Regions from separate parts of the Mus musculus genome. Here region 2 is linked to region 1. The links are chromatin loops, found by intact Hi-C in ENCODE. Cell type or tissue: heart. All regions are shown on one strand. Links, peaks and the distances in the headings refer to the core of each region. The heading gives the core; the rest is flanking DNA. Region 1 overlaps Gm40723 (a long non-coding RNA gene). Region 2 has its middle 120 kb from the start of Slc41a2.

Region 1 (15,154 bases), core at 3,574-11,573:
GAAACTTGTCAGAAAAAATGTTCCAAATCCCAGAGGAAAGGCGTCCCTTATCCTTGTGATTGGAGCTGAGGGAGGGTGAAAGGAGTTTCCTGGCACACCACTGTGGCTTTTGTAGTGATAGTAAACAAAGCAGGCAGTTCAGGGTGACAGTTATCGGGTGGAGAAGGAAAGGGGAGAGAGCAGGAGAAAAGGGAGATTCCACGTAGGTGCAGCAGGCTGAGGGAGCCAGAGAAACACGCACAGCATGTAGGGGTGCCCACGTAAAGGGTATAGCAGGCCAGATCCCAGAAAGCCGAGAGACAAAAGGTTAGAAAGAACGTAAAAGAAAGCAGCAACTAGGGAAATGAACTCTAGAATTTGGAATCAAATGTTGTGGGTGGCAGAAGCCAGCAGAAACAAATGATCCGTATGTACCTAAGGAAAGTCAGCTTAGCAGCCTGGTTCAGATCAACCCGTGGGGGGTGAGGCTGGGGGGTGGAGGTGGGGAATGCACTCACATATGCCACTCCCCCAGTCTCATCACCAGATGAAAGAAATAAAAAAGGAAAGGACATGACTGCTCTTAAGTATTATGGATATTTATTATAGATAAAAGAGAGCGCATAAGCAGAGGTAAGGACTCTGGGACTCTGGGATACACAGCCAGACTGAGCCTGGCCATGTGAGGAGACTGGAGAGGAGCTGGTGACCGAGAAGAGGTGGCCTGGGCCAAGAGACTGGCCAGAAGGGTAAAGGGTTAACCAACAGGGCCAGGTAACCAAAATGACTGGATTATATAGGGAAAGGCAGCTGGGGTAAGGGCAGCCTGGCCCATGAGCTGGAAAGGTTCAGGGTAGGGGGCAGGGTACGCCTGCCATACCCTGTAACAGGTAGGGTCTGAGGGATGCCAGGAGGATCTGGTGGCCAGCATCAAATTTGATCTGTAAATGGCCACCTGTAAGCCATTTGTTTCCATTCTGAGACCTAACATATTCACAGAGCAAACAGGACTCCTGTGTGCCAAGCACATGTCATCATTCATCCATCTACAAATACGTATTAAGTACTTAATCGAATGTGATTTTTCCATCCTTTGCTCTGGGACTATAGCTCTGGTTTCATTCAAGCAAGGACAGATGAGTGACTGTCTCACAGGGTGTCTGCTCAACCGAGAAAAGACAAACAAAAAATAGTTATCTGCGGAATGGCCGGTAAAGCGCTTGTTTGTCACCAAGCCTGACAACCTGAGTTCAGTCCTCAGGAGACTCTGAAGAGAGAAGCAATCCCTGCAAGTTGTCCTCTGAACTCCACACATGTACTGTGGCATGTCCACACATATGCATGCACAATATATGTAATAAAAAATAAATACACCTAGCTGTATATTGATAGTTACTATGAAAGCAGAATTCAAAGTTTTGGGCCAGGTATGGTGGTGAACATCTTTAACCCCCACACTCAGAAGGCAGAGGCAAGCAGATCTCTGTGAGTTCAAGTCTACAAAGTGCCTAGTCTACAAAGTGAGTTCCAGGACAACATAAGACCTTGTCTCTACCCACCGCCAAAGAAGCAGCGTTTTTGGAGAGAGGATGGGGAGGCCGTAGGAGGAAGGCTTTGTTTCCTTTGGCGTAAACATCCCCCTTAGTCATAAATACAACCAGAGAGAATTTCGTAGCTTGAGCAGAAAGAAATGGGAAGGTAGTTATGAAATGTGAAGAAAATACAAACACAGATGTCTTGAGACAGAAATGTGTCTGTTGTATGCAGGAGACGTGGATACGCTCGGGAAAACAACTGACATGGTAGGATGAGTGCCAACATGAGGATGGCCTGGTGTAGGGGGCGGGGTCCCGTGTCTGGAATGAAGTGACAGGAGATACAGAGAATCGGGTGTCAGGTTCACAGAGCGTGGTAAGGACGTGGGCATTGACTCTGCATGAGAAAGAACCACCTGAAGGATCTAAGAGGAGGAGGCTGCCTGCTGTGATTTGATTTCAGTGGGATTATTAGGGCCAAGGAGGACCACCCCTAAGACAGTTCCTTATAAATCTGGGTGAGAGGGATGGTGGCCCAGCCCTGGGGAGTCAAACGGGAAACCATAAGAAGGTGCTGAGGCTATGGACAAGTCTGGAAGTGAGGGCAAATGTCGGGATTTGCTCATGGAAAAGTGAGAAAGGAGACAGAAGGAACCTTGAGGAGTGCTTTTGAAGCTCAGCGGCTGGAAGAATGGATTCCTATTGGTACAGTGGAGATATAGGAATTCAGGAGAGCTGGGGAGACACCCCACGTCCAGTAGTAGTAGTAGTACAGTATAGTGCAATAATGCAGCCGTATTGCAGTATAGCGCAGTAATGCAGCCGTATTGCAGTATAGTGCAGCAATGCAGTCGTATTGCAGTAGAGGTGCTGCTTTTAGCCATGCTCTGTGAATGATAACTCGAGGCGTTACCCTCAGGCTCCACATCTGTGAAGCAGAGTTTAGAACTGGCACGTACAGCAACAGACATTTGCTCAGTGTGCGTGAGGTCCCGGGCTTCTTCCCCAACACCCAAAGAGCCACAGTGAAGAACACTCTGGAGTTACCACTGCCTTGACGTCAGAGAGGACAACTTAACACGCAATACAACACCTGCCAGGATGAGGCCGGGGAAGCTTGAGGGGCCATGGATTCTAGAGTACAAACCTTTCCCAACGTTTGAAGGTGAGGAAAATCAATAAAAGGGATATAAAAATAGACTGAAATGAGAAAGATCAGTAGTCATAGAAAGATACTTTTTAGGAATGGGGATATGGAAGAAAAGGGGTTAGAGAGATGGCTCGGGGAGCAAATGTACTTGCTACAGCAAGCTTATAAGCCTGAATTCAAAACCCCAAGAATCCACACAAAGCTGGGGGTGGTAGCATGTGTTTGTAATCCCAACACTCCTGTTTCAAGAAGGGAAATGAGAAAAAATGAACACCCAGAAGCTGGCAGCTCACCTGGTCCTGTGTCCACAAGTGGTGAAGAGACCTCCTCTCAAATAAGATAGAAGGTGAGATCCAACACCAAGTTGTCTTTTGACCTCTACCATGTTATGACACATCCATGCTTGCATTCACAAACAGATACAAATGCATGCACACATGCTAAGGGAAAAACAAAACAAAAGCCTTACTTCAGAAGGGATAGGGCATTGAGAAGGACTGGAGGCATTACTATTTGACAGCAGAGTCTCTTGGTGACTGACCCGTAACTGAGCTCTTCTCCCATGATCACCCAGGTCATGCTCTGTGTACTCCCTGCCCCCAGTGTCTTCAGAAGCTACCTGCCTGTGCATGCTACTCTAGGTTTCTATCAACCTTGACCACTGAGTTCCCACCTCCACCCTTTTAACTTCTTGTTCTTTTTTTTTTTTTTTTTAACTAGGAAGACTCTGTTCTTCCAGAAACCTCCGGAGACAGATACCCACCAGACCATCAAGAGCCTCTTGCCATTGAATACTTCTTATCACCCAAACCACTAAACCATGAAGCTTTACCCACATGTCTACCTCTTAAAGTTTGTCAACTATATTATTATTTCATACTTGTTGGTGTCGTCAACCCTAAGTGAATATTCAATCATTATCCACTTGAAATGGACGAATGAACACATCTCAAGGTTCTTCTGTTCATGTTGCCTTTACTTGCGTTTTGGGTTTTTATTCTGGTTTCACTCCTAGTAGAATAATGATTTACTAATTAAAGAGAAGAGACGAGAAGAGGAGTCAGATGGTGGTGGCACACATCTTTAATCCCAATACTCTGGAGGCAGAAGCAAGTTGATCTCCCAGTTCAAGGGCAACCTGGTATAGAGTGAGTTCCAGGACAGCCAGGGTTACACAGAGAAACCCTGCCGAAAGAAAGAAAAGAAAAGAAAAGAAAAGAAAAGAAAAGAAAAGAAAAGAAAAGAAAAGAAAAGAAAAGAAAAGAAATATGGTGTTACTATGTAGCTCCAACTGGCCACAAACTTGATATTCTTCTGCTTCAGCCTCTCAAATGCTTTGGATTACAGGCTTGTGCTACCATGCCTGATGCTACTTATTTTAGAATTTGACCATGGGAATCTAGAAGATGGTTCAGTGCTTAACAGCACTGGATGCTCTTGCAGGTTCAATTTCCAACACCTGCACAGTAGCTCACAGCTGCCTGTAACTCCAGTTCCAGCAGATCTGATGTTCAGTTCTGAGGGGCCAGGCACACTCATGGCAGACAGACACACTTGCAGCTAAAAGATTCATGCAATAAAAATAAATAAAGATATTAAAAAATAAATTGTAAGCTGGGAACATGCCTTTAATCCCAGCCCCTGTGAGTTAAAGGCCAGCCTGGTCTACAGAATGAATTCCAGGACAGCCAGGACTACACAGAGAAACCCTGTCTCAAAAAAATCCAAAAAAGGGGGCTGGTGAGATGGCTCAGTGGGTAAGAGCACCCGACTGCTCTTCCGAAGGTCAGGAGTTCAAATCCCAGCAACCACATGGTGGCTCACAACCATCCGATCACGAGATCTGACTCCCTCTTCTGGAGTGTCTGAAGACAGCTACAGTGTACTTACATATAATAAATAAATCTTTAAAAAAAAAAAAAAATCCAAAAAAATTTTTTTCTTTTAATGAATTTAACTGCATAATACGTTCTTTAATTGACTTGGCTGAGTTTTTGCTAGGACACGGGACTTTCTATAATCATTTTGCCTCTCAGGAGCTGGCATTACAAACCTGTACTACCAGGCCTAGCTTCTCTGGTATCTCTTCAAAAATCTGGGGGCTGGAGAGATGGCTCAGGCATTAAGGACACAAGACAAATCGTCTCTCCAAAGGACTTGAGTTCATTTCCTGGCACCCATACAGTGTGACACTCTACCACTAGGGAATCCAACACCCTCTCCTAGCCTTTGTGGATACTATATGCAAATGTACACATCCACCTAGTACAGCCACATATACACATAATGAAAAATAAAATCTTATAAATAATCTGATAAAGAAGCCAGACCTGGTGACACAGGCCCATAATCCCAGCTACTCAGGAGGCTGATGCGGAAGGGTTATAATTTCAAGGCTTGCCTAGGCTGGAGAGTGAATTCAAGGCCAGCCTGGACTGTGTCTTTAAATTCAAAGTTTATTTTAAAAAGCCGATATAAGATGGGGCTGGAGAGATGGTTCACTGGGTAAGAGCAGTAGCTGCTTTTGCAAAGGACTCGGGTTCAAGTCTCAGCTTATAAATATACGCAAACTCCAGTTTTAGGAGATATAGCACCTTCTTTTGGTTCCCAAGGGGATCAGACAGGCATGGAGTGCATTTAATTACAGGCAGACAAAACATTCATACATTAAAAAAAAAAAAAGTTTTAAAAAGAGCCAAATGTAGTGGATCGGGCTTTTAAATCCAATATTTAGGAGACAGAGGCAAGTTTATCTCTGTGAGTTAAAGGAAAGTCTGGTCTACATAGTTAGCTCAAAGTTAGTCAGGGGGACACAGTGAGAAACTAAAAAAAAAAAGAAAGAAAGAAAAAGAAAGAAAAAAAGGCCTGAGTTGAATCCTAGTACCCCCCCCCAAAAGAAAAGAAAAGAAAGAGGAGGAAGAGGAGGAGAAGGAGGAGGAGGAGGAGGAGGAAAAGAAGAAGAAGAAGAAGAAGAAGAAGAAGAAGAAGAAGAAGAAGAAGAAGAAGAAGAAGAAGAAGAAAACAGAGAGTCAAAATATACTCATTTTTGGAATCAGTATAGTAGGTATACAAGCACTACTTTTACAATTTATCTATAAATAAGAATTTATAGCAAAAGAACAACCAAAACAAGAACGGAAGATTAGGGAAGGACTTAGCCTTGTTGATCTGCAATCTGCAGTATCCCTAAAAGGAAAGAGGTACAAAGTTACACTGTGTCTACATCAGGTCTCTGCAGCGGCTTTTGGCCCTTCCATATTTTTGGCTAACTAAATCTGAAGTTCATACCCACTTTGTAGTGTTCTGTTTGGGCTGTTTCAAAGAGAATAGCAGATACTATGACCATGTGAATGTCTTTTTAAGCTAGGGCCTGCAACTGGAAGGACCTATAACTATTTGAAAACAGAATGTGCAAACTTGCCAAACATTCTCAACGGGAAATAGATCAAAGTAGACTGCACCTGTAGGATGAGGAAGAGGAACAGTACCGGCTGTACTCGGTCGGCTAACATGGCACAACAAGCGTTTGTCCTGTCCTCTCCTGGAGTTTGACTCTTGCGTGTATTCCCGCTTAAGCTCGTTTCTGTTGTCTTTTTTTTGAAGCAGTCTAGAGTCACAGGAACGGGTTTGTTTGTTTTTTTTCTGACGATGGAAGGATTAAAGGACAGCAGAGGAATGTGACTGGAAACTTTGGGGGGAAATCCCAGCAGAGCTGTCACGAGGAACAGAGGAACTGGGAATCTTTCTTGGGGTTCTTAGCTTTGTTAGTACAATAATTTAAGAACAGACACAAACAGAAGCTTGGGGACAATGTATTCTCGTTTAGAAAGGAAAACTCCAGGCAGATTTCCAAGCCTGGAAGGGAGGAGGAGGACAGAGGAGGAAGAAACCCCGTGTGGGCTGAGATAAGGCTGAACTGAGGCCATTTGCACAGTGGCAGGCAGCCACATGCCCGGGAGGGGAGCTTTGGAGAAAGAATAAGAAGCCCAAAGTATTAGTTATGGAATCTAAAAATATACTAGGCTCTGGCCAGCATCTGGAAGGAAAAGAAGAAATAATCAGGTCTTAGAAAGGCAGGCTGACTTAACTGCACATCTAGGCAGCCTGGCTAGAGAGGACAATGCTAGGCGGTGGGAATTCTGGGAAGGAAAGCAAGTTATCTTAAGATGAATCTTCCTGGGGATGGTCCGCCTAGCTGAGCCTATTACCTGCCCCATTAGATTAACAAGAAGGAGACAAGAATTGTCTCCACCTAGCGGTATGTTCCGTTCTTTATAGTATGTCTGCACGGTCTGTAAGGACAGTGTCTGAATTCTGAATGTATTTTCTAAATTCTTTCGAGGAGAGGCTGAAACGCCAGCCCAGCGTTGGATGCAGTGGTGCTTTAGGACAAGATCCTAGAAATTTAACTGAGGAGGAAAAAAAACTTACCAAAACTGTTTTGACTTTAATCAGTGGTTGAGGATGTAGCTCAGTTGGTCACAGTATGCACATGAAGGAACCCCCGAAGGGAGACCCTCACTCCAGTCTCAGGAATCGCGAGCCCAGAAAGCCACACCAGTCAAGCTTGCTGCAAACACACGAGGTTTTAATGGCACACAAACCAGCATGCTGAGGTCGAGACCCATACACCACGCAGGGGTAGAGGAGTCTGATGATGACCCTAATTTTCCAGCAGGCTTATAAAGGCAAAAAAGCACAACCTAGGGGGAGGATCGGAGAGGAAATAGGGGAAGTCTAGGGTTGGATATTTACTTCAAGGCACCTGGGACATTGAAACATTCTGTGGTTGTTTTTCCCAAAAGTTCAGGGGAATTAGGCCATCTGGTCGGGGGGCCGGGGCCCATGTTCTCAGGGCAGTCATTATTTTTTTTTTTTAATTCTTCACACATGGCTCTGGGTTTGATGGCTAGCACTAGATAAACAGGTGTGGTGAACAGAAACAGGACTGTCAGGTCAATTTCTATAATCCCAGTAAGGCCAATTTGGTGTAATGTCATAGCTGTCATTAGCGATCAAGTGACACCAATCTAGAGTCACCTGGGAAGAGGGAACTGCAACAGAAGAATTGCACTGTCTATGGACTTGTCTGTGAGGTAGTTTAATTGCCAGATGATATAGGGGCGTCTGACCTACTGTGGGCGGCGCCATCCTTAGGCAAGTGGATTTGGGCTGATGAGGAAACGTAGCTGAGCAAGGCCAAAAGAGCATCCTTCCTCCATGGCTTCTGCGCCTGCTCCAAGCTCCTGCCTTGAGAATCTGTCTTGGGCCGGGCGTGGTGGCGCACGCCTGTAATCCCAGCACTTGGGAGGCAGAGGCAGGAGGATTTCTGAGTTCGAGGCCAGCCTGGTCTACAGAGTGAGTTCCAGGATAGCCAGGGCTACAGAGAGAAACCCTGTCTCGAAAAACCAAAAAAAAAAAAAAAAAAAAAAAAAAAGAAAGAAAAGAGAATCTGCCTTGGTTTTCCTCCAGGATGCACTGTAAAGCGTTGGTGGAAATAAACCCTCCCTTCTCAGGTTATTTTTAAAAACATTTGTGTGTGTATGTTAATACATTTTAACAAAGAAGAGGATTTTATTCCTATACTGGCACCAGGTCTACACCCAAGACTTGTAAATTCCTGAATACACTGCCCAGCCTGCTCAGTCAGGGGCTTTTAAAGGCAAAGGACACAAAGTTACATTATGTTTATGCTCAAGCAGGAGGTCACCTGGGCAAAACAAGTTTTTGTTTACAGAAGCCCAAACAGAGAGGTTTGCTAAAGTCGTATAGGACCAGGCTGATTGCAAAAACTAATCTTTAGCCACCCCTTAACATTTGGAAGTCCAACTTTGCTTGGTTTCTCTGTATAGCCCTAGCTGTCCTGGAACTCACTTTGTAGACCAAGCTGGCCTCGAACTCAGAAATCCGATTGCCTCTGCTGGGATTAAAGGCGTGTGCCTGGTTTTTAGCAAGGCAGAGGGAGCGGGAAGAAGGGCCTGCCAGAGCCATACTCACCAGGCTCAGGTCTGCCAGACCCTTACACTTCTATCTTGTTCTCTCCCATCTCACTTACTGTCTTCCTCTGGATACCGCGGTTTGGGGTCCCAGAAAGAGCTCTTCAGCACAAACCCTGTTTGTGCTCTCTATCCCTTACACTCTAGCAGAAATAGCAAGCTATGGATTCACCTGCCCCTCCCCCTTGTGTAGGCATACGACTTTGGCAGCCTATTTTAGTAAGCTTTCGACCTTTCCTCTAGCCCATCACCCAGCAGAGGTAGTGGAAGAGGAACGTTATTAGGATATGGGGAAAGTGGACCTGTTTAGCAATAGTTCCGTGGGGGCGAGCTTGATCCTTGTCAGTAGCTTCAGTCCAGTCTTGCAAGCAGACAGACACCTGGCAGCCGTAGTTCAATCTAAAGAGACTGACTTGCCAGCCGGCCTGAGGCGAGGCAAGAAGCTTCAGATACCGCATGAGTTTCTCTCAATGTCGATGTTAGCATAAGCTAAACTCAACAATGCTATGTAAGACGAACCAATACGAGTGTGATTGTGTGTGTGTGTGTGTGTGGGGGGGGGGTGTAGGAAAGAGTAGTAAGGCGGAGCAAATCAAGCCAAAGCTCTGTCTGTGGGTCATATACAGACTGCTTCATCAAGCATCCGCTCACCTGGGTCTGCCTCAGGAGAGCAGTCTTTCCTGTGTCTGCTTTAGCAAGACATCCTTTCACCTGTGTGCCCCAGCAAAGCATCATTTGACATAACTGACTTTCCAAAGAAACTAGAAGTTTCCATTTCACCCTTCTGACCTCCCCAGGCAGATCAGAGGTCGGTGTGAAGAGGAGCATAAGCGCCCTTTTCATGGTAGTTCTCAGCTGACAGACAGCTCAGCCTGATTTCCATGACTCTCTGACTGCAGCATAGCCAGCATCTGCCATCATAGCCCACTTAGCATCCTATCCTACTCGCACTGTTTTCAGGGATTGCGACACATTCCCCCAGCCATTTCGGGGAACAGATCTGTACTTTGTGTGTCTGGATAGGGTGTGTATGAGCTCAGATACGGAGGTCTAAGATGCTCAAGAGGTTGGTTACCGCGTTGTTGTGTAGTGACAAAGAACTGTGGTAAATAATCTTAGGCTAATGAATGATACTGAAGAGTACTTCCAATGCAAGAAATGAACAACCAACATTTGTCTACTTCCAAAAAGAAAGAAGAAATATATATTCCAGCCCTTTGATTGTATTTTAATTGGGTTATTTGGGCTGGCCAACAGATTAACAGGTTAAGGTGTCTGCTGCTATAATTTTTTAATCCATAGGACCAAATGAAGTGGGAGAACTGACTCCCTCAAGTTGTCCTGACTTCCTGTCATGTGCCCCTGTGCCAAGGCATGTGCCCCACCACACACACAGACACACACACACACACACACACACTGTGCACACACACACACACACAGAGTTGGGTTTTTAAAAAAAAATTTTTAAGATTTGTTTATTTATTTATTTATGTCAGCACACTGTTGCTCTCTTCAGACACAGCAGAAGAGGGCATCGGATCCCATTACATATGGTTGTGAGCCACCATGTGGTTGCTGGAAATTGAATTCAGGACCTCTGGAAGAGCATCCAGTGCTCCTAACCACTGAGCCATCTCTCCAGCCCCACAGGGTTTGTTTGTTTGTTTTGTTTTTGGAGACACAGATTGACTATGCAGCTCTGGCTGGTTTAGATCTTGCTATGTAGTTCAGGCTGGCCTTAAACTCACAGAGATCCACCAGCCTCCCTGCCTTCTGAATGCTAGGATTCAAGGCACTACTTGAATCAACAACTGCATATTTACTGCTGCTCCTGTTCACACCAGACATGAGGTGGAAGGAACTCAAATGTTCATTATCAGAGAAAACACACTGTTAGCAAGTCCTGGTAGCAAATGCCTGCTTGTAATCTCAGCACTTGGGATTAAGTGTTTGAAGATCGATAGCATGGAGTTCAACTATATAGCCTAGGTTATACAGTGTTCCCCCCAAAACAAATCCCTGCCCCGCCCCCCAAAGAAAGTGTGGTACAAAATTCAAGAGCATATTATTCAACATTAAAATTGAAAGATATCCTTTTCAATAAACCTTGAAGACATTCTTCTCAGTGAAATATGCTAGTTACACAAACAAGAGTTTATGATTCTAGTTACACGGAAAGAGAAATTATTGGGTTTGGGGTGGGAGCTGAGACAACTCACTTCAGAGATGGAAGCTTTAAAAACAAAAGCTTTATTTTCTGAGCACTCAGGGAGGCAGCTAGTATGGGGTCTGAACCTCGTCCTGGAAGGGAGATTGTACTTTTTGTTTTGTTTTGTTTTTGTTTTTCGAGACAGGGTTTCTCTGTGTAGCCCTGAGAGGGGAGCTGGGGGGAGCTGCAGTCTTATCCAATTGTGTTTTGACATTATAAGTTAAACAAGGGAGTACTGGGCCATATCCAGGGCACCTGGTTTCAAGGCCCTTAATTCCATTAGGTGCAGAGCTCAGAGTGATAAGGAAGCAGGGGTGGGGTGGGGTGGGGTGGGGGTGGGGAGGAGTGGGTCAGCTGCATGTAGTTAACTAGTGCATACCAGGCAATTAGTTATATATTTTTAAAACTTACACACCTTGATTTAGATAATAGCAATTCCTCTGCTCTCTACCAGTTAACAGACAATTAGGAAAACATGTAGACTTGGGACAGGTGTTCGTTCCTAGGTCTGGGAACATGAACTTGCTTGACCCTGCCAGCAAGATGGAGAAGTTGTCCCTGAGATGGCTGGACTCAGATAACTGTCTCCTTACACATTGTCCCTGAGGAGATGCGTTCACACAGACAACTGTTTACAACAGAAGCTGTTCTGATATAGGGAAGTCCCCAGCTTCCCTAGAGACTGGGACCGTGAATTAAGTTTCTCCCTATGATTAAATGGGAGTCTGGAAATGAAATGGTAGCACTTGGAATACGTTTCTTTCGCTTGTTCTCAACAAAACCATGAGCATTGGGTCCCAGGGGCAGGAAGAGGGGAGGAATGGGGTTTGTCATTCAGGGGTTTTGTTTCAGCTTTTTAGAAATGAAGGATTTGTTTTTCTGTAGGAGACCAAACTCAGTGCCTCACTCACAGCTCTACCTTTTAACTACCACCTGGAACAACCTTTTAGGATTTTGACATGACAGTGTTCCAAAGGCATGCTGTATATATAGCAACGTAAACAGCATTCTTAACACTTCTGGGTTTTGTGTTTACAGTTAAATAGTAAACTAAGCTGGGGTCTGGTCATCCAGACCTGAAATCCAGGCTATTTAGGACCTAGGTGGACTTTGAGTACCAGGTCAACCGGGGTAACTTGGTGAGGCTTTAACAAACAACAAAGTATGGTAATGGGCGGCTGTAGATTTAAGTACACGGAAATGGAAGCTGGAAAATGGTGATTTTGAAGTCAACCTGGGCCAGCCAGGATGACAAAAAATAAAATATAGAAAATGAAAAGAAACTGGGTGTGGTGGCTCCCACCTCTATGGCATCTGGAAGACTAAAGCAGGATTGCTACAAACTGAAGACCACAGAAACCTCCCCAAACAACAACAAAAATGGAAATAACGACAAAGGCCTCGCACCACCTTCTTCATGCTTGCATTTGCTTAGCTTGACCAAGCCGGGTTGATTCTTTTCTAACAACAATAAAGGAGGAGACTAGGGCTAGACTTGGGCTGGGGTAGACTAGGCGCCTGACACGTGCATCCGCAGCGCTCCGCCCACGCAGTGTGGTGCCTTGTTCCCATCCTCCACCCCGCCTCGGCCCCACCCCCGCTTCCGGTTCCCGTGGGTCTGAACTTCATCTCTAGGCGCGAGCTCTGGCCACGCACCCGTAAGTCACCGCCCACCTCCTAGTTTCGGCCAATTGCTGCCTTGACCCCGCCCCTTCCCCGTGCCTTCCTATATCCGGGCTTCTTTCAGTGGCGCTGGGTTGGAAGCATGGAGTTCCAGGGCGAGCGCGGGACCGGTCCTGGTGTTTCTTCGTCTTCTGTAGCCTGCTCGCAGGTCACGGTGTCCAGGGAGCTGCTGACGGCGGGGAGCGAGGGTTCGGGAGGTGAGCGACGGTGGAGAGCGGGGTGGGTTGGAGGGACACGGAACGCTGCTGGGTCAGGGACACTGCGGGACCCGGGAACGCTACTGGAGACACTGCAGGAGGTTGGGGATGCTACCGGGGACCGGGCACGCTGCGGGGTTCTGGGACACTGAGGCGCCCGAGACGCGGCAGGGCCGGGGAAGCCAAGGAGCTCGAGACGCTGTGGGGAGTCGGGGGTCCGGGTTATTGCGGGGCCGCGGACGCCGAGGAGCCAGAGACCCTGCGATGGCTAGGGATGCCGGGGAGCCTGGAACGCTGCGGGGGTATGGGACACCGAGAGAGTCCGAGACGCTGCGGAGGTCGGAGATACCGCGGAGTCTGGGACGCTAATTGGGAGGGGATGCCACGGAGCCCGAGACGCTGCCGGGGTCTGTCCGGGGTACGACTAGGCCAGCCCGGCGCTGGGCGGTGGTGGTTCTTTTTTTTTTTTTCCTCTACCTGCCAAGCCGGTCCAGGCCAGGTGGTCCTTGTAGAGTTCATTAGGAACCGCCCAGCCTGGCAGCATTTGGAGAGGCAGAGGCAGGCGTATTTTTGAGTTCGAGGCCAGCCTGGTCTACAAAGTGAGTTCCAGGACAGCCAGGGCTACAGAGAAACCCTGTCTCGAATAAACAAAGAACAAAATACAAAAAAAAAAAAAAAAAAAAAAAAAGTGGGCAAAGGCTTGAGTCTTCAGTGTTTGTTGCTTGGACTGGGCAGTTGGTTTGTTTGGAAAGGTGCAACTCGGAATAATTAATTTTTTAAATTGAGCACCTTCTAGGTAGGAGAGCTAGGCAAGTATATTCTACAAAAAAAAAAAAGCCCAGTCTGACTTGCCCAAGTCTACATAACCGTTTCTGGTTCTCTGTATTATGTACCTCTGGTATGTGGAGGGGGCTATTCTCTCTTCCTACTATGTGGGGAGTGAATAGCGCTTCCAATTTGGGAGGCAAGCACTGTGTCCATAAAACCCTCTTTTTGGGCCCTATTTCTGACTTCTGACTTACCTTTTGTGTGTGTGTGTGTGTGTGTGTGTGTGTGTTTCAAGACAGTGATTCTCTGTGTTGCCCTGATTGTTCTGAAACTTACTCTGTAGATCAGGCAAGCCTCGAACTCTTGCCTGTGCCTCTTAAGTGTTGGGATTAAAGCATATCTGAATTTCTTAACTAAAATCAAAGACTCATTGCAGGTCTACATTTTGCTAACTGTGCTGTTTAAAGTTGTGCGTTGTGCATCCCTGTTGCCTTAAGAGGTCACAAAGTGTCGAATGCTCTGGTACTGGAATTATAGTCCAGTTGAGCCCCCATGTGGGTGCTAGGAATCAAACAAGAGCAGCTAGTGCTTGAGACATAGCCTTGGCTGGCCTGGAGCACAGAGATCCACTTGCCTGTCTTTTGAGTGTGCCCTGCCATGCCTAGTCCCCCTCCCTGTTTGTCAATGTGTATTTATTAGATCAGTACTAGAGGTTGGGGAGATAGACGTACAGACAGGAGTGTTGGCTCCTCCTCTGTCAGAGTTAGGGGTGGTTCAGACTTCAGGCTGTGCTGATGGGCCCGGCTCTCACAGTTCTTTGGTGTAGAGGCTCATCTCATTTCTGAGTTGCACTTGTTGCTCAGGGCTGTTTTATGCCATGAATTGTTTTGTGTGTGTGGTTTCAGGTATCTGGGACCAGTTGCTCATCAGCTCTAAGCCTCATCCCAGAAAGACCTCTACACTTCAAACAGTTCGGATGCAGAGGAGCCCTTGTAAGTACCTAGTTTCTACTCTAGAGGGCACTCCCCCAATTGAGGCTAGTTAATCCATTATTTGATGGGGACAGTCTGTCTTCATGGCACATATCAAACCGTAGAATCAAATATATTGTGTAAATGACTGAGGAATAGAATTTCTCATGTTAATTCCCTGGTTGCAGGCTTTTTGTTTTTTTTTTTTTTTTTTTTTTTTTGTTTTCAGAATAAAAGGTGTTTTTGAAACCCCAAAAGGCCCAGCTAGCTATGGTCTAGTTAGCTTTGTTTTCCTTGAGACGGGGTCTCATGTCGTCCAGGCCTCATGCTTCCCTGTGTAGCTGAGAATGTCCCTGAACCCCAGATTCTCCTGCCTCACCCCACTCTAGGATTACTGCTACATGCTGCTGGGCCATTTTTTTTTCCTCCCCTCCCACGACAGTCTCACTTTTTATCCCTGGCTGGCCTGGAACTCGGTGTAGACCATGCCAGCCTCAAATTCAGATTCACCTACCTCTGCCTCCACCTCCCGAGTAGTGGAGTTAAAGGTGTTTGCCACCACACCTGGCAGGTATTTATTCTAGGTAATTGCTCAGAATAAGGGTGCTTGTTGAGCCAACGTGAGGACCAGAGGAACCCTCTTAAGCTGTGTGGCTTCATGAG
Region 2 (15,154 bases), core at 2,403-10,402, 140 kb before region 1:
AGGAGGACTACACGTGGGCATGAATATGCGGTGTTGCGTCTCCTTGAACATTGTGTGGTAAGATTATAGAGACACTTGGGAAAATTGCAATAATCTGGGGGAACTTCATTACTAGGAATATATTCTTGGTCAATCTTTTATTTTTATTTTATTATTTTATGCATATGGGTGTTTTGTTTTTGTGTGTGTCTGGATCCCTGGAACTGGAGTAACCACAGGTTATGGGTACTACTTGAGTGATAGAAATTCAATCTGGACTCTCTGAAGAGCAAGTACTCTTAGTCACTGAGTACTCTCCAGCCCTTTGGCCAATCTTTAAAGGAACAAGGGGAATCGCTTCTAAGCTGAGTCTCCAGTGATGTGGCACAAGAACTGGTCAGGAAGAGAAACCAAAGTGGTCCCTGCAGCTACTAACACCAGAGCTGCTATGCCTCTTTTTTCCTGCTCTCCTGTATCAGCCGAACAGTGCCAGGTGGTCCAAGTGTTTTCCTCTTGAAACTATAGACAAAGTTTTCTAAGGAACATATGTTGATTGTGACTGTTAGTTTTAACTGTCAACGTGGCACAATTTAGAATAACCTAGGAACACAGTGTCAGTAAGGGATTGTCTACATCAGTCTAGTTTATGGGCGTGTCTATGGAGACAGTCTGTTTTCATTGATCTGGGGAGAACCAGACCACTGTGGGCGGCACCATTCCCTATGCAGGAGCCCTGCGTTGTATAAGTGTGGAGAAGGTGAGCTGAGTTGTGAGCATGCATGCATTCTTTCTCTGCTCTTGACTGCAGATGTGGTGATCTGCTTCAAGTAGCTGCTGTTTGACTTACCTGCAGTGACTGCTGCGGACTGGAATTGTGAGTTGAATAAATGCTTTCTTTCTTAAGGTTGCCTTTATCAGGTTGTCTTACCACAGCAACAGAAATAAAAGATGTTGGTGGAAAAACTGACATCTACATCCTAGATACAGGGAGCTGGGAATGCAATTTTAAAAATGTTTGTTATGGAAAGGGGGAGTTAATATTGTGAAGAACAATCAAATGGAGATAATGTTCAATAAGGATGTTGGAGATCTGTAAATGACAGCTGCCAGTCACGGTGTGGAAGCAAGCAAAGTGACAGAGCAGAAAGCAGAGGCTATGAAACATATCTAATAGAAAAATCACAAAGATATATGAATAGATAATGTGCTCTTTAAAAACTTCAAAGCACTAACAACAACAACAACAAACAAACAAAAGAACAGAGATCATGAAGTAAGTTTTGAAAAGTAAAGACAGAAAGGCATAAATTAATAATGTAGTAAACTGGATAAGAGAAATGGATGGAAAAAATCTCTCAAAACATGAAACAAGAGGCTGGAGAGATGGCTCAGTGGTTGAGTCTGTTCTTCCAAGGGATCCAGGTTCAATTTCCAGCACCACATGGCAGTTCACAACTGTCTGTAACTCCCATGCCAAGGGACCTGACAACCTCACATCAATACACATAAAATAAAGTTAAGTAACTTATTTTTAAAAGAACATAAGATGAAAAGGCAAAGGGATGAAAAATCTGAAATGAAAAAGAAAGACAAATATGGAAGGTGAAATCAGAGAAAAGTGGACTTTAACTGAGTTATCCCAGAATAAGAATGAGAGTGGGGGAGGCATGAAATAATTTTCAATTTAAATGATCTCTCTCTCTCTCTTCTCTGTCTCCTTCCTTTACTCCTGCCTTCTTTCCCTCCCTCCCCTGTCCTTTCCTCTTTCCCCTTGCTCTTCCTCTTCTTCTTCCTCTCTCTCTCTCTCTCTCTCTCTCTCTCTCTCTCTCTCTCTCTCTCTCTCTCTCTCTTTCTCTCTGTCCTTTTTCTCTTTATCCTCTCCCCCACTCCTCCCTATGGGGATTACTTTGGCCTCAATCCTTGGAGCCAGTGAACTTGCCAGAGACCAGCTTCCCAATAAACACGCCTTTAATATAAAACAAAAACAAAACTTCCCAGATGTAAAGACAGATATTCTAACGGCCTCCTAAGTTCCAAGTCTGATATGAATAAAGTGTCTCAGAGAGCTTTCGAATTATGACATTTCAGAACACTCAGGATAGAGGCTGATGGAGTTGATTTTTAAAAAAAGCTGGCCCTCTTATGAGACTCATTATTCAACAGCTGCTTCAAACACGTGACATGTATTAGTTCATTTAAACTTCACGCACAATAGGGCCAGGAGAGATGATTCGGCCTTTAAGAGTGCTTCCTGCTGTTCCACACGGGGCAGCTCCCAACCACCTGTAACTTCAGCTCAGGGCATTTAAAGCAGAACCACAGACTACAGTCATCCTCGTGGCCTTAGGTGGTAGCAGGGCCATGAACATCAACATAGGCCTGGCAGCGCTAGGTGCAGTAAGACTATGGACCAGGATGTGGCTCTCAGTGGCAACATGGGGCTGGAATCACCGTGGCCCCCAGTGACAGCACAGCTACCCACATGATGTGGCCCCCAGTGGCAGCATTACCCACAGACATCAACATGGTCTCAGTCTGCAACACAGACCATGGACATCTATACAGCCTTTGGTGGTAGCACACGCCATGGACATCAACATAGACCCAGCTGCACCAATACTTACCTTGCAACTGATACCTAAGGTCATGGTGATGTCCAGGTTCGTCCTGTCACAGAGGGCCATATTAGGGTCTGCGGTCTTAGTGTAGCTGGATCTGCATTGATGTCTGTGGCCTGTGCTACCCAAAGTCCATGTGGAAATCCATGGTCTATGCTCCCGCCTGAAGCCATGGTGATGACCATAATCCCAGCTTCATCAGAGGGCCTTGTCTGGGTCCTGGCCCTACTGCAACTGGGAGCCTTGTTTGTGGTCTGTGCTGACTTCAGAAACCATGTGAAACCCATGATTCATGCTCTCCCAGTTCATAAAAAGCAAATAAACTCCTTTGACGGTGACATCAATGACTGCAGACGCACAGTTGAGAAAAAGGGAAGTGGACGGCTTCTGTGACAACCCCTCCCTCCACCCCATGCCCACCCCCAAACGGTAACAGCCTAGTTACTCTTAAAAACTGTGATAGAATGCTGAAGTGTCTCTCCACAATAGATGGCTTCCAGCAGAGGTGTGGGAGGGGAGACTTAGCTCTACTTAACAGGCTGAGAGTTTGACCATGCTCCAGTGAGTATACAGATAACAAAATTGCACTTTTTTGGGGGAGGGAGGTCACTGGGGATGGGGCACACAAGGAACGACTAGGAAACAAATTTGATACAGTGTATGATGTGAAATCAGCAAGCAATCAATAAAAATATTATGTTGGAAAAACAAAAAATAAAATAAACGTCTTGGCCTTGTAGGCATCTACACTTACATGGCACACACACACATACACACACATACACACAAACATACACAAATACACACAAACACACATACATACTACCATCACACACCACACACACACATAAACACACACAAACACATACACATGACCACCACCACCACATACCATACACACACACATAAACACACACAAACACACACAAACACACACGACCACCACCACCACACACACAAACGTACACACAAACGCATATACACACAACCACCACCACACCACACACACACACACACACACACACACACACACAAATACAAATTTAAAAAATAGGTCTTTAAACCTTGAAATACTCCTAAGAACTGGCTACTATTTGCATGTGTTTTTTCCAGTTGAAAATGAGGAGCTTATCCACCACACACAGCTGGCTCACGGGAAAATGAGGTTCATACCTGAAACCTGCCCGATTACCTCAATTCCTTAACTACCACTTCCTTTTAGAAATCGGGAAAGAGCTGCTTCCAAACTCTGGCAGAATAAAAACATGTTTAATGCAGAATTGACTTAAATATGAATCAAGTGTTAGGGATCATGACACATTTTCACATGTGCAAAAACTTAGTGCAAAAGCTCAGATAGGAGAAAACCCACTTCCAGATGTCCAAAACCATAAACGTAGTAGCATATTAAACACGCTCTGGGAATCTGAAGCCCTGAAGTTAATATGTCCAATTAATACCACGGTTAATCGTGATCATCAATTTGATAGGATCTGGAATCAACTAAGAGACCTGACTGGGGTGGATCTGTGAGGGCACATCCAGAAAGGACACGCTAAGGGGAGAAAGCCCTCCCTCAGAGCAGGAGGGCTACTGGCAGGCATTACCCAGAGATAGAGTTCTGAGGAAGAAGCGGTTAAGTGTAGCCACCCCGGGCCGCTGCCGCTGCCCTTCACGGACATCAGAATCCACTTATTTAGCCCTCCAGCTTGGACTGAAGACCCCCAAAGACCAGTGACTCTCCAGAAATCTTCCAGGCCTTCAGCATCAGCTTGCGACTGATCAGACAGACAGTCTTTTAGATTGCGCAGGCGCCAGGTTCTCAGACTCTCCAGCCTCTGTTGGACTTCCCAGACCATTTTATCATGTAAGCCTTTCTAGTAAACCCCCTTCGGACTATATAGTCCGTCTATCAGCTCTGTTCCCGTAGAAAACCTTGTGTATTCCCTTTGTCTTGGCCAAGACAGATAAGATGTCTGCTTCTTTGCCAGCTGTGGATTTGGCCCAGGGAGGGCTGCAGCTGGAACCTGATACAACTTCCAAAGAGACGAAAACTTGACACAGCAGGGACCAAGCCAAACTGCTGAGAAGGGACTGGGGGTGTTGGGCAAGCAGGGTGTAGAGAGGGTGGGGGGAGATAGGGGGAACTTTGGCTCCGGAACAAAGACTGGCTCAGGCCTCTCAGTGACTCACAACTTTGTGCCCCATGAACATGTGCCTTCTTCAGAGTAGAGATCTGAGCCGTCAGGGAGTCTCAGTTCCCTCACCCATAACCTCCCTCCCCAAATGGGGTCCTGAGCTTTGCATGTGAACAGAGGGGATCCTGAGCAACAGAGCCCAGAGGACCCTGGCTGAAGGGAGATGTGATCCCTACATTCTTAGAAATAACAGAGAGCCGGGTGTCTGCTGAGCACATTGGGCAATGAGCATGGAAGCATGGCTATAAAGACAGTGTCAGCTTAGGACCTCATTTGTACGCATGTTGGTGAGGTTTGAGGAGACTTGATTTTCATTTGTCTGGGTAGAGAGTTCTCATCAGTAAAGCAGCTGCTTTTTGGATGCAACATCATTCCAGTCTACACATCCCATGTCACTTCATCATCCTCGCCATTGGGTTATCTCATCTCAGAAGGATGCACAGACAGCATCGTCATTGTCGTCATCGTCATCACCATCATCACAATCATCGCCAGCAGCAGCAGCAGCAGCAGATCTGAGAACATCTAGGCAGTGTAGACTCCCAAGTCTTGCTCCAGACCTACAAAACTAGCATCTTCCCCCCAGCAAAGGCACCAGGTGATTGACCTGCACGATAGTTTGAGGCTCCTGTGTGTGTGTGTGTGTGTGTGTGTGTGTGTGCCCTTGCAGAGGACCACGGGCCTCGAGACCCTTCTCTTTTGCAACCCAGCCACGAGGTAACCAGATTCATTCTGCCACACACACACACTCCAGCCTGACTTGCTGCTCTTCCTTGGGACCAGTGAGTCATGGACTGGAACCTTTGAAAGCACGAGCCAAAACGAACTGTTTCTCTCTGTAAGTAATGGACTGGTTTGTGCACCAAGACAACCCTCCTGAAAGGTTCAAACAGTTGTCTTTTCTTTCTCCCTATTGTAGCTTAACAGGTTAGGGTTTTCCCCCCTCAGTAAATAGCACTTTACCCAGTGTTGACAGGAGTCAGCCACATAGGAGCTGGGAGATAAAACACCAGTTAACTCAAAGCAAAATGGCTGACCAAGCGCTAAGAAGGATCCTAGTGACTGAGCAGACCAAGCCACTTAATATGGTGGAGAAGGATCCTTTGGAGACTGAAGAGAAGTGTGTGTATGTGTGGCGGGGGCAGGGGGTGGGAAACTGGAAATTCATTTTATACTGGTAAACTTTATCTCAAAAGCACACACCAAAATGACCATCACTTGGTTATTCTCAGAAAGCCACCTACCAAGTATTTTCCATGCAAAACTACCCTGGAGCCAATAATAAAATCCAATAAGGTCTTGCTAATTACATTCTCTAATGAATTGTGAGGCAGCCTGATCCACAGACCAGGGGTGGTATAGTCAATAGCTATGTTCAATAGTCTCAATTACTTACACAGTCTGTCTAATTCTGGTGTTAATTGTGCCCATTAACCCGTGCAGAATGGTTTTAAATTCCCACAGAATGGTTAATATGTTGATTCCTCTGAGGCCACATTGTCCTTTGTCCAGATTCATAGCTGAGGCTCCACAAAAGTGTCTCTATCTGCCACGAGTCTCTGGAGAAAAGATCACAAAATCCCAAATTCTTCCTCAGATGGGATTGTTCACAGAAGCATTGAGCTCAAGCTCAAAGCCAATCTATAAATGTCTCTCCAGCAGAACGGAGAGGCTGGCCAGATGTCTAAGTGGGTAGCGTGATTACTGTATAAACACAAGGACCTGAGTTTGAATCCCAAGCACCCACAAAATGTGGGTGTGCTGACATTTGTCTGTAATTCTAGTGTTGGGGAGACAGATGAGTCCCAGGGGCCTGCTGGGCCGCCCCTGTAGCTGAATCATTAACTCTAGGCCTAGACCATGTCACAAGAAGGGCTGGTATGATTACTCAGTGGCTAAAGGTCCTGGCTCTAAGGCTGAAGAGCAGAGTTCAGTGCCCAGAATCCACGTGCAGAAGGAGAGAACCAACTCCATCAAATTTTTTCTACGTGCACGCTGTTATGTGCACAGTACTCCATCTTAATAATAAAGAATGTAACAAAAATTTTTTTTTAAATAACAGAGAGAATAATAAAGGAAGACACCTGACGTCAGCCTCTGGCATCCAATTCCGTACGCTCCCAAGACAGATGGATCTCAATGGACCTTCCTTCATCCCTGCGGGCCTCCTTGTGGGACCCTTTGCCCTTCCTCATCTTCCATAGAGACAGGAATCCCTCAGCCAGGCTCCGTGACTCCAGCTCTCCTTGCAGTTTCTCTTTTCTCCAGTAGGGGCAGACGTGAACAGCCGGACTAGGGAGGGCTTGAGTTCTGCCTCTGTTCACCTTAGAATAAGGTCTGAGGAGGCTTCGTGGCCCTCCTGTGGCCGCTCCTCCCTGGGTTGCATCATGCTGGCTTTTTGGCTTCTCCCTGACCCCTGGGGGCGGGGTGTGGGGGGGGACACGACGGTGGAACACATGGTTGGGGCAGAGTGTTAAGGTGCACATACACAACTCGCTTTTCCCCTTAACATTATGAAATATCTGGAGAAATAGAATTGTACATGACAGCATGTATTTTATAAATTAAGCGTTGAATGTTTGGCATCTTTACAATCATCAACCCGTATTGGCACACGCACCTTCTCACGTGTAGATCACCGGCCTTCCCGCGTGTTATTTGTTAGGCACACTGGACTTCTCTATTTCTATGTCAAGAGGAGGAGTGGTTTCACGTATGGCATGTAACGAAGACTCTTTTAACTTCCCGTATGGTCCATAGTGGTTGCACTGATGCCCAATAACACCTGTCTCCTTAATACAAAGCCATAGCAACTCACAAGAGTGTGCCAGATCCAATTAGCCACCGACCACAAGCTGTTCTCCCCACAAACAGGCATTTCCCATTCAGTTCTATTTGAGTTTTGAATTGCTATTAGTAGAAACCCTTAAGTGCCCAGAGAAGCTAAATACCATTTTCAGATACTTTGTAATGACTCTACTGTGAATATTTGTCTATAACTACAGGAACAGACTCCATATCCAAGGGTTTCATTACAAGAGGAACTATGTCTCTAGGGAGATGGCTCAAGAGCACTGGCTGCTCTTTCAGAGGACCAGGGTTCAATTCCCAGAACTCACATAAGGGCTCCCAACCATCTGTAACTCCAGTCCCAGGGAATTCAGTGCCTTCCTCTGGCCTCTGTAGGCACCAGGCACACACATGGTCAGATCTGCAGACAAAAAAAAAAAAAAAAAAGACACTTGTAAACATAAGACAAATAAATGAAGTTAAATAAAAGAGAAACTCTGTGGCAAGCCATAGACAGTTCTTAGCTCAAATTACCTTCTGGAGTTTTCTGTGCTGTCCAGGCAGATGTGTGCCCCACCCCCACCCCCACTGAGGCCCATGGGCTGTGTGTGGCCGAGGAGAGCAATGGATGCTGGTTTACACAACACTCTAAGGCTTCCCTAAACACAAGATTTTGTGGTTTTTTTTGTAGTTAGATTGCATGGCTTGCGGATGATATCATGTTGGAGTAGCAAAAGGTTGGATGTGCCTGTGTGTGTGCAGATCATTTCATAAGTCTGGATTGGATGACCCCACCTGTATGTACACATACGTGGCTGCATGTGAGATGGTAACATTAGGATTCTGGAATCCAGCTTCATCTGTCAGTTCACTGAGGGATGTGATGCCAGGTGAGTGGAGACCTTTGTCCCAAAGCAAAAGAAAACCTTCTAGAAGCTTTTAAAGACTAGTTTCAAAATTTCCCTCATGTAGGCTGAACTAAATGGGGCTCTCCTGAACCCCTAGTTGCTGGGAAATTACAAGTTATCTGCAGTAAAGTTCAGACGAACTTTCCACCCCCTGGGAAGGGTTGGACCAGGCTCCAGGATTTCTCTGTAGACATTGTCATTTTTATTTGAATAGAAAGGATTTGGAAGGATAACTTATTTGTTAAACAAGCGAAAAGAGATTTAACATTTGGAAAGCAGTCTTTGTTTGAGGAAATACTTTCTACATATTTGCTGTGTATAATGTCCTTCCCGCTCTTCCTCTTTCCTTCCCTCTCTCTGATCATGTGTTCACAGCTACTTTTAGGCTTTAATGTCTTTCTACGTTGTATCAGTCAGGGTTCTCTAGAATCACAGAACTTATGCAATCTCTCCCTATATTGAGGAAATTTATTGTAATGACTTACAGTCTGTAGTCCAACTAACCCAACAATGGGCAGATGTGAATGGGAAGTCCAAGAATCTAGTAGTTGCTCAGTCCAGGAGTCTAGTTGTTTCAGCTGGTCTTCTGTATAAGCTGGAATCCTGAAGAAGTAAGTTCCAACAGATGTGCTGGCAGGTAAGTGCAAACAGGTGAAGAAGAGGGAGTCTTCCTTCTTTCAATGTCCTTATGTAGGCCTCTAGCAGAAGGTGTGGCTCACAATATAGGTGTGTACCACCACGCCTGGATTTGGAACTTGCTGATCTTGAACTCAGAGATCTGCTTGCCTCAATCTCCTAGGATTAAAGGTGTGTTCTACCTTGCCTGGGTTTAAGCATGTCATGGTCACTATGCCTCAGGCTCTCCATGTCAAGATCTGGGTCAAAAGTCTCGAGATCTGGACCACAGGTGTGCCCTCCATTTCTGAATTGTAGTTCATTCCAGATGTAGTCAAGATGGCAGCCAGGGATAGCATCACATATGTCATGTGACTTCATTTTGCTTCTTTTCCTACTGAAGATGCTTGGATGAGAAAATCATGATGTATAGGGCAAAAGTGGTTGCTCATTTGCTCTGAGCAAGTCATACAATGGCGGTCACCTTCCTTTGACATGATGGACTGCATGAGAATTGTGTGGTGTTCCCCTCCCCTTTATAGGCTCTTATATTTAATGCTTTGTCCCTACTTGATGGAACTGTTTTTAGAAGGATCGGGAGGTATGGCTTTGTTAGGAGAGGTATATCACTGGGGGTGAGATTTTAGGTTTCAAAAGCCTTCGCCAGGCTCCCCTCACCTCCCCTCCCCCCTCCCCTCCCCTCTTCTCTCTCTCTCTCTCTCTCTCTCTCTCTCTCTCTCTCTCTCTCTCTCTCCAACCTCCAACTTGTGGATAAGATGTAAGCTACTGCTCCAGCACCATGCCTGCCTGCCTGCCTGTCTGTCTGTCTGTCTGTCTGCCACCACCACACTCCCCATCATGATGGTCATAAACTCACCCTCTGAAATTGTAAGGAAATCCCCCAATTAAATGCTTTCTTTTTGCATTGTCTTGGTCTCTGGGTCATTTCACAGCAACAGAACACTAACATGTGGCATGCACACTGACCTGGTGTGTGCCCCTCTTTCTTTACATTTTGGTAGTGGACTGTAAGACCCCCGACCCTAGGTCAGTGGTACTTACTTCAAGATGCCCCCGAGTGAGACACTGAGATGCACAGATCAATGAAAAAGCAAGAGGTTCATTTTCTGGAGAGTTGGGGTCAACCCTCAGTCAGTCCCTCTAGGTGAGTGACTAGAAAGCAACCTCAGATGGCTATTATAAGCAGTTTACATATTTTTTATGGGCACATGTTACATCAGCGAGGTTACAGTTCAAACTTATTGGCTAAGCATATCGAGCTTTAAATCTATTGGCTAGCAAGCATGACACACATTTGAAATCTACCTGGAACTTTTTAGAGGGTTAGTTGACTACCAATCAGTACATACTGTGGGATTTTTTGTTTTTTGGGTTTTTTTTGGGGGGGGGGTGAGAATATTTTACTAAAGAATGTTCCTGTGGGTGGAGAATGGAACTTGACCTAGTCTTGACCCCAGACAGGAGGGGAAGCTGTAAGGAGGCTGTAGGACTGGAAAAAGTCTTTAGGGTCCCTCAGGACCTGGTGCTGGAAGAGGTCACTGCTATCATGGCAGTGACTCACTTAGATTTTCCACTATGAGTAGCTAGGAACAGCAACTCTTGCTGAGTCTCTCAGCTATATGGCTTTGAGTTTCCTGAAGTCTCTCAAGCCGTTCAGCCTTCTAGACCACAGCATTCTTGAACATCAAGTCAAATGTCTTGAGTGAAGATAAATGGTTCAGGTCAGTCAAGTTTTGCCTCCTTTCCTTCTTCTTGGGCAGACAGAAAGACCATGCTCCCCAGCATTCCTTGCAGTTAAATTGGGCCTTGGATGAAAGTGACAAGTCATTCCCATGCCTGCTTCCTGGACATCACAGTTCCTTTCTCTACTCCATTGGGTCACTCCAGCCTCTCTGTCTTTCTGTAACCTCCCACCTCAGCAGTGAGAACCCTGGCCTCCTCCATCAGCCATGCACACAGTTAACTGTTTGATTCCAGTGTGGCAGGATCCACACTGTCAACCTGTACCACATGGGACACTTGACTAATGGCCAATGTGAAACCACCTCCTGTTGTGTGTTATGATGCTGTCTCTCTCCATGGTATCAGGGTTTTCTGTGAAAAGACTATAGATTATTATGAGTGTTCTGGGGGAGATGGGTGTTTTCCCTCTGTGCTGAGTTTGGAGGTTGCGTGTTGAAGACGATGTGGCTGTGTAGGAAAGGGAACCTCATGACCCACACCTGGCTTCAAGCCTTCTGTGTGGAGTCACAGGGTTTCACCCCATCCTGTCTTGAAGAACACAAGCTTCATCCCACCTATGGTAAGAATTCCCCATATTTCTGGGGGCTGCAGAGATGGCTCAGTGGGTAAATGTTTGCCATGGAAGTATGAGAAACTGTTAGGATTCCTAGCACCCACATAAAAGCCAAGTGTGGTGGCACATGCCTGTCACTCTAGGACTAGGAGGACAGAGAAGATGGCACCCAAGATCTTACGGGCAACCAGTCTAGGCAGTCAGTGAACTCTCATGAGAGTTGCTGCATCAAGAAATAAAGTGGAGAGAGGTAGAGGTGAGACGCCTGATGTCTACCTGTGCATCCACATGTGTGCACATAAGCATGTGCACCTAAACACATACATATGAACACACATGAAAACACACACTAAAAATGAGATACTTCTGGAAATTTCCAAGAATGAGAAGGAGGGCTTCAACTCACCTAGTCCTTTCTTGGGGTTCTTATCTGCTGACGTCCTTTGGTTTTGTTTGGTTTTGTTTCTGTTGTATTTTTGACAGGATCTCATATAGCCTAGGCTGCCCTTTATGAGGCCAAGGATGACCTCCAACTTCTGATCCTCCTGCCTTTGCCTCCCAAGCTCTGGGTACTCGGGCCATGCTGGAGACAAACCCAGGCCTCCTGCATGCTAGGCACACCACTACCAACTGAGAGAACTCTACTGAGTTCTTTTGTGGACTTTGCCTTGCCTCACATTTGCTTCCCCTTCTCATCCCATAACACCTCTCTTCTCATCCCATAACACCTCCCTTCTCATCCCATAACACCTCCCTTCTCATCCCATAACACCTCCCTTCTCATCCCATAACACCTCTATTCGAATTCAAAGATGTTTGACTTGACTGTTTTACTATTTGTTCTACTTTTTGTTGTCTTGATTTTATTTTATTTTATTTTATTTTATTTTATTTTTATGTGTATGGGTGTTTTGTCTGTACAGATGTTTGTGCATCCCATCCCTGAAGTACCCATCAAGGCCAGAAGAGGGCATCGGATCCCTGAAACTGGATGTGGAGTCTGGAAATGCAAGCCCAATCCTCTGGAAAAGCAGACAGTGCTCCTAACCACTGTGCCATCGCTCTAGGCCCTACTTTTTTTTATTTTTTTGACACTGTGCAGCCCATCCTGACCTTGGACTGTTGACATAGCCCAGGATGGCTTTTAACTTGAAATTCCCCTGCCCACCTCTTCAGAGGGCCAGGTTACAGGCATATCCCCAACCCCTGCACATTACACAGTTTGACTTTTCAAGTCTGCTCCCATTCCTATTCTGAGAGAGGCTGCTGTCAAAGAGGCATAGGTTCTGCAGTGCCCCGAAGGCCTGGAGGCCCCTAGGATCATATATTTAAAAAATATAGGTTGAGGTGGGTACTTCTAGCTATAGATGGCTTTATACATGGCGGTGGCGGGGCTTTCTAAAAATACCTATTGTAAAAGCTATAATTTCTTCAGATTCATGAGAAAGATATGATTTCAGCATTTGCCAGTCTCCTTCTGTCAAACTGGTCTGTCCTCGAAAATACAAAGCTGGCCCAGTCTTGTCTTTCTTTTCTCTGAAGGGGCAGCTGCCGAGCACACTGTTTGAGACTTGTCTATAGCGGCGGGTAATTACGCTTCCCAGATAAAGTAATATCTGCAATTTTTTTTCCAGCTGAAAAGGTTTTTGTTTGGTTTGGTTTGGTCTTTCCCTGCCTCTGGTTCCTGATTCTTTCAACTTATGGTTTAAAAATAATCTATCACATAAGTCAACCGAAGACCAGGCCTCTTGGCATCTGCTAGGGAGTTAGAGCCCAGACCCCTGCGGGTGGGGCTCTCTGAGCTTCGATTTCCCAGGTCACAAAACCTATTTTTCTGAGCCCTACAGGAAAGACACTTTCCAATCGCTTTTCCTGTGGAAGTTCAGATGCTGTTATTCTGGATCCTGTGCTGTTGTTATTCAAACTTGAATAAGTCATTTGGAGAAAGTGATATTTCTCCGGCTCATCCCACCTCTCTCCCGTTTGCTGGGCTTTTTCTTGTTTGAATGTCTTGGCTGTCTTATGAGGCAGGCACTGCTACTGCATTTTATAGATGAGAAAAACGCCTGAGTCTTTGGGATTAAATATCCTACCCAGAAAAATAAAATAAAATTGAAATAAGCATGCATACATGCATGCACACATACATACACACACATCTGGAAAGATGAATCCCCACTTAAACACCACTTGCTGCTTTTGCAGAGGACCTGTGTTTGGTTCCCAGCGCCCACACGTTAGAGGAGCTAACGCTGCCTCCTGGCCTCTATGAGTCCTGCATGCATGTAGTTTACGTACATATGTACAGGCAAAACACTCACATGTGTAAAATAAAAATAAACACATAAACAGCAATCCAGGTTTGTGCTGTTCTGTTGGAGATGAGAGCAAGTTTCAAAGCCAAGGGCGACACCTATGACTTTGCACCAAAGTGGGGAAAAAAATGTATTTTAACTGTACCAGAACCGTCCTTAATATCAGTTCAGCCTTATGTGTATGCTACTCCTAAAGTTCATCAAATCTGTAAGTAACATCTCACAACTGCTTTTTAAAAGGAGGAAACTGACCCTCAAAGGTGATTTTGGCCAAAGCGCATGATATACTAGAGAGAAATTGTCTGTGTGGAACCAGCACTCTGCAGAATGAACGTATGACCATGAAAAACAAACAAACAAACAGACAAACCAAAAATGTCTAAAGTTGATTTTCCAAACTCAGCCCCAGGTTTAGAGGAGGCAGGCCTGTGAGGATAGCCCTGGGCACTGTGGCAGAGCCTGGCTGCTTTGGGGACGTCTCTGGGCTCCCAGGTGATGCCTGCTGCAGACGACTGTCAGCTGAGGTGAGGGGGCCGGTATCTTCCATGCCATGAAGTCCCTCATGGTGAGAACAGAGATGAAGACTGGCAGGGCTCCTGGAAGTGAGCGGTTATAAATGCTTTACGTTGTAAGAGTCTTATCACCTGGTTCTTGTTCTCGACACTTCTGCCCTTGGGAGGCCAGGAATACTAGAAAGATCTGGTTTGTCATCTCTCATCCCCCAAATGAGCAAGCACACCGCCTGGAAACCGTCTGTAAGGATAGGATGAAAACGGAGAGGCACCTGAACATGTCGTGGGTGGGCCGACTGGAGGACCCCGCCCACCCCTCACTAAAGGGTACTTTTCTGTTATATTCTGGTAAAATATCCCGACCAAAGCAACATAAGAAAGAAAGGTTGTTTCAGCTTGTGATTCCAGAGGAATAGACAGAGTCCATAAAGGTATTATGGTTGTGGTATGGCGGCAGGTACAGGAAGCTGCCTGGTCACATTGTTATCTCCACTGGGGAAGAACAGGAAGCGGGGCAAAGTTATAACCCTTCAAAGACCACTCCCAGTGGCACACTTCCTCCAGCGAGGCTCTGGCTCCTAAAGGTCCCATGACTTCCCTAACAGCACCTCTGACTGAGGATGAGACGGTTGAGTACTGTGAGGGACAGTCCTCATCTGTCCCACCCTGCACAGCTCACTCCAGTTTCTGTCAAAAGCCCCTGGGCTGAAAGCTCTGTAGCATGCCAAGGCTGGACACACTTGCTATACAGTGTCTCTGCCATCTTAAGGCGCCTGCCTATAAACTTACAAGAAGTCTGCCTCCTGAAACTCACCCTTCTGCAGCCAGTGAATTTCATTCTTTGAATTCACAAGGACCCAGAAGCTACTGGCCCAGGGTGGCTTTGCTGGCCACCGATTTTC

What was found. Peaks named below come from ENCODE experiments on the same cell type or tissue, not always from the same donor. Only the 100,000 strongest peaks of a DNase experiment are listed, where the experiment ranks them.
Region 2: it touches region 1 in a loop (2.6-fold over the local background); 5 of 42 quality-filtered maps call a loop at or near these places.

The regions. Positions count from the first base shown.
Region 1 is chr10:83,347,622-83,362,775 of GRCm38, forward strand. Gm40723 (a long non-coding RNA gene) reads left to right here. Exons shown (of 4, transcript XR_871905.2): 2 at 2,434-2,679; 3 at 2,914-3,010; 4 at 3,385-4,598. D10Wsu102e (DNA segment, Chr 10, Wayne State University 102, expressed) reads left to right here and starts at 12,600. Exons shown (of 4, transcript NM_026579.3): 1 at 12,600-12,752; 2 at 14,426-14,512. The coding sequence starts at 12,638. In heart, for the core only: a CTCF peak has its summit at 6,919; a DNase peak (open chromatin) is centred at 6,580; H3K27ac peaks cover 414 bases.
Region 2 is chr10:83,212,829-83,227,982 of GRCm38, forward strand. No RefSeq gene overlaps it. Among named protein-coding and RNA genes, the nearest start is that of Slc41a2, 120 kb to the right of the region's middle. In heart, for the core only: a CTCF peak has its summit at 7,051; DNase peaks (open chromatin) are centred at 4,613 and 7,053.